2 separate regions of the Mus musculus genome follow, and region 2 is linked to region 1. A link is a loop called in an ENCODE intact Hi-C map of the cell type or tissue named here. Cell type or tissue: heart. All regions are shown on one strand.

Evidence for each region. Peaks named below come from ENCODE experiments on the same cell type or tissue, not always from the same donor. Only the 100,000 strongest peaks of a DNase experiment are listed, where the experiment ranks them.
Region 2: a loop joins it to region 1, with 14 times the contacts of the local background. A loop is called at or near these places in 3 of 42 quality-filtered maps.

Annotation. Positions count from the first base shown.
Region 1 is chr13:4,770,684-4,773,183 of GRCm38, reverse strand. No RefSeq gene overlaps it. Among named protein-coding and RNA genes, the nearest start is that of Gm40658, 46 kb to the right of the region's middle. In heart, a CTCF peak has its summit at 1,550; DNase peaks (open chromatin) are centred at 613 and 1,533; H3K4me3 peaks cover 853 bases; H3K27ac peaks cover 1,580 bases.
Region 2 is chr13:5,346,919-5,349,418 of GRCm38, reverse strand. No RefSeq gene overlaps it. Among named protein-coding and RNA genes, the nearest start is that of Gm40659, 89 kb to the right of the region's middle. In heart, no CTCF peak of the experiment used is centred here; DNase peaks (open chromatin) are centred at 1,308 and 1,708; H3K27ac peaks cover 554 bases.

The sequences.
Region 1 (2,500 bases):
TGTATGTATTAATGATGATACAAGTGGTTGCATTTAAAACCCATAATCTGAGGATTGCCCTCTCTGGCTCTGTGAATACTGAAATATTATTTCTACAATTGGGTTCAATGCCCAACATACGTTAAATGGTGCAAGGTGGTATCATGTCTCTAATCCTCACAAAAGAGAAATAGCACATAGAGGATTAAAAGGTGAAGACCAACCTCAATAGGCCAGCCTGGATGGCATGAGATCCTTTCTAGGCAAAGTAAACATACAGTACTAGTTACTGTAACACCTTCTTCCAATACTTGCTATTTTTTTTCCTTCAACTTTCTGAAAAGCTACTGTTCTTGAGAAGGAACAAGAAAGAGCTGTATATGCAGGTTCATAATGCTGGCTCCATTAACCACTCTACTCTATAAGCACAATGAAGTTAGACTTTCTCCAAAGCACCCCTTTGGCTTCTTGGGGTGTATATGGCCCCCGAGGGCTTTGTTTTAGTTCTGGTCTTGTGACTCACAGGTTCAACATGACATTCTCCTTATTCTGCTCCTGTCTTTGCTGTTTACAGAACAGCAATGAACACCTCTCCTGTTCCCAGCCTGAGTTAGCTCCAAGAATCTCATACTCTTCTTTATCTGTTCTTGGCTGACACATGGATTATCTCTTGTGTCAGCTGCAGTTGCCAGTGTGCCTTGGCAATGTGAACTAAGCTGAATTCATATGACTCTGAGAATAGAGTTGGCTTGAACTCCCTATTACCAAGGTTGCATCACAATCCAGTATATTCATACGCCTGAATGATCTGAGCACTGTTGAAGAATCAAATCCCATTTCCTTGTAATATACTGGCCTTCTATCCAGTCTCCACTTCTATCTATAAAACCACGTGTAGAAACACATGTTCACATAAACGTATATTGGTTTTGATTAAATGTTTATTCAACCGCCACCGTGTCTTATAGCTACCTATCATTCAGAAAAGAAAATGATTTCACAATTGTAAAGTGCTACCTGGTAGGTTGTCTCTATGCCTTTTCTTCAATGTTCCTTAATTTGTCACAGAAGAGTTTTGACTGAAAACTTTAAAATGTTTATTTAATTTTAAAAGCAGTCTAAATAAAACCATTTTGAATAATTTAAAGCATGTTTGGCATAAGAATGACACAAATAGGCATTAAAAAAAAATAACCCTCAGGCACCTGCATATGACCTCAACTATGCTATTTTTCCCTCCTTGCATTTATGACTTCTATCAGCATTTCCCAGATTTTCCTCTTCCTGTAAACATGAGCTGCCAGACCATTTAAGGAAGTTAACTCAGAGCTGACTCTCCCAGGATCCTTGTTTTCAGAAGAAAAAGGCAAATCCTTTGCCCTAGTTGCCCCTGCCCCCACTCCACTCCACCCCACTCCACCCCACCCCACCCCGCATACCAAATCCAAATAGCTCTTGGGACAGGACAAACCCACTGTAAGAAGTAAACACTTAACAGGAAGTCTCACATAGCAACAGTCTCCAGGCACTAGAGGCATGAGTCATGCTGAGCACGCGGACCACAGCGCCTCTCCAGGGTTTACCAAGCTCTGACTCAAGAGTGGAGTCCAATTACAGAGACATTTCACAGGGCTCAGCACACTGGTGATGTCAGCTGATCCAGTTACAGTTGGGGGATCAGCAGGATTCAAACAAGAGGAGTGTTCATTCAGAGTTCCAGTCAGAGATTCCAGAGGCCCTGCCAAGTAAATGGAGGTTGCAATGAAAAAGCCACCTATAATAGAAAGTACTGGAAGTCCCGCTTAGCTGTTGCCTCAGGAGCAAACGGATCCCTGTCATTATGCGATTTGTCACTTCAGGGTAGTGTAGGGAACACCAGACTAGGTTTCACTGACTTCTTGGCTTTCTTGACATCTATGTGTTAAAAGATCTGCTGGAGGAAAGGGTCTATTTTTACTCATCATTGCTTCTCCATCTGTTTGCTATTTTCTATAAACAGAGATTAGCGTCCTGCGCGTGAGCCTATTTTAATCAGCGAACTAGCAGAGCCAAAGAGTAACAGGACGATATGAACATTCTGTTTCACAACAGAGCTTGCAATTCCTGAAGGACCTTCAAGCTATTCAAAAGAGGACAGCTTTAAAAACAATAACCGTGAAGGAGCATTACATCAACTTTAATGAATACATTTAATGAGTAATACATATATATCAAGCACAAATATATATATATATATATATATATATATATATATATATATGTGTGTGTGTGTGTGTGTGTGTGTGTGTGTGTGTGTGTGTATGTGTATACACATGCACAGACACACACACATATACACACACACAATCTTAGGAAAAATATTCTCAAAAAATTCTTACCATACTTTTTTGTTCTGTTCTCTTTCTATATGCTTTAAGAGCAATTTATGAATAAAAGCCCACAATAATACTGTGCTGAACACAGACTGATCTCACATTCTTAAATAAAGATACTTGTGTTATGTGTTCTTAAGATGTCCATA
Region 2 (2,500 bases), 580 kb before region 1:
TTGCAACCCCATAGGTGGAACAACAATATGAACTAACCACTAACCCCAGAGCTCCCTGGGACTAAACCACCAAAGAAATCACATGGTGGGACTCGTGTCTCTAGCTGCATATGTAGCAGAGGATGGCCTAGTTGGTCATCAAAGGGAGGAAAGGCCCTTGGTCCTGTGAAGGTTCTATGCCCCAGTATAGGGGAATACCTGGGCCAGGAAGTGGGAGTGGATGGGTTGGGGAGCAGGGGGAGGGGGAGGGTATGGGGATTTTTTTTGAGGGGATAACTAGAAAGGGGGATAAAATTTGAAATGTAAACAAAGAAAATATCTAATAAAAAATAAAGCTATACACTATAAAAATTTAAATTGATATATGATGTCACAGCTAGCTTATACATGTTAATATGCATCCAACTGAGAGAATGAACTACTAAAATGTCTCAGGTAAACAGAATTGACACAGTTCAGAAAAGCGTTTTGCTGGATTTGTTAAGTCCCCTTTGACTAGACATGTAATTTGTGGGAGGATGACTATTTGAAATGTATGTTCATATCTACAACTATTTTTCTGTATTAATGGAAAGATATATTTTTATTTAAACTGTGAATTAAAAAATGATAAAACACAAATATAAATGTATGTATATTTATTTATTTATAATGGTAAAATTTAGGAGTATTTAAGCAGAACTAAGCTACTGAAGACACATTTTAAAAGATCAAAGCTCTGCAAATAAACACACATGATAGCCCACACATGTGTCTTCTTTCAAAGTGAGTCTGGAAGCCAAAAACACTTTTGTAACTGTAAGATCAAATATATTTCTTGCACCAAAACTCATTCTGAAAATTGTATGTTGGTTATAAAAACAACCTGTTATAGAGAAGCAAACTCAGGAGGAGCAACTGCCTTGATATTTTAAAGGTGAACTTATGACAGCCAAAACCTGGAGCAGGAAGATTAAAATGCCTTTAATTTGATCATTCTTTGCCTGCAAAATGCCACAGACATTATTGGTTTTGAAAGCTCCGGAAATATGTCCTGATGCTTTCAAGCGTCTCATCCTTCTCAGTATACTGAGTATTTCTCGTCCCTTCTTTCCGATGCCCAGCTCCACCAATGTCAATAAAGCACACTGTCTGCTTTAGTCTGGGAACCATTCACTCTCTGCACTGTCTTCTGCACTCTGGCCGAGATAATGCATCTGGGTCTCCTTAGTGATATTCTGAACACATTTTTGCTCTCTTCCACCCAGAGCACATACTTCTGGTGGAATTCCTGTTGTGTGGGAGGCCAGCTAAACTGCATTCACACACTGGCACTCCCAGATGTGTCCTTGCTGGATTTATTCCAGTCCCTCTGTCTCAGCAGCCAGACATGTGTTGCTTAAGTCTGATCTTCAGTATCTGAGCCTGACAACCACAGGAGCCTTTGTGCTGTTTATTTATTTGATGGCTGTCTGTCTCTCTCTCCCTTTCTCTCCCTCTCTCTGTCTCTCTCTCTCTACCTGAGTGCGTGTTTCCTTCTTTTATATGTTCTTGATTCCTTCTTTTCTATTAAAATTTTAAAAATGTTTGTTTCCAGGACAAAAAAAGTAAGACTTTTAATGGCAGCCAGGAGATGAGATGAGATGGTGTTTGGGTGTTTGTTTTAGTTACAGGAAGGTCACTACAATTACAACTGCAGGCAGACACCTGCACCATCTGTTTTTGTCAATAAGCCTTTCAAAAGAACACAACACACAGTCATTTCCCATCAGGATGTGTTCTTTCAGACCTGTGAAGAACATTGGCTCACCTGGAACATGACTATTTCTTGAAAGATTTTTTTTTGCTATATTATATGATGGTAAGAATTGGTTGTTAAATGTGAGAGTGGGTGGGTAGGGGAGCAGGACAGGGGGAGGGTATAGGGAACTTTTGGGATAGCATTTGAATTGTAAATAAAGAAAATAGCTAATAAAAAAGGGGGAAATGAGATATATAAAAAAAGAGTTGGTTGTTTGTGAGGAAAAAAGAAATCTTGTCTCAAGTTAAAAGCTTGAATCCCTACTCTGTCTCTCTGTCTGTTCCCGAGTCTGTGTCTGAGTGTGTGTCTGTGCCTGTGCCTGTGTCTGTGTCTGTGTCTGTGTCTGTGTCTCTGTGTCTGTGTCTGTGTCTGTGTCTGTGTCTGTGTCTGTGTCTGTGCCTGTGCCTGTGCCTGTGCCTGTGCCTGTGCCTGTGCCTGTGCCTGTGCCTGCCTGTGCCTGTGCCTGTGCCTGTGCCTGTGCCTGCCTGTGCCTGTGCCTGTGCCTGTGCCTGTCTCTGTCTCTGTCTCTGTCTGTCTCTGTCTCTCTGCCTCTCTCTGTCTCTCTGCCTCTCTGTCTCTCTGTCTCTCTGTCTCTGTCTGTCTCTCTCTCTCTGTCTCTCTCTCTCTGTCTCTGTCTCTGTATATTAGTGATGACTGGGGAAATGGGACAGGAGTTTTGGAGAGCAATCACAGCCATCTAGCCATCACTGTTCAGGCTGA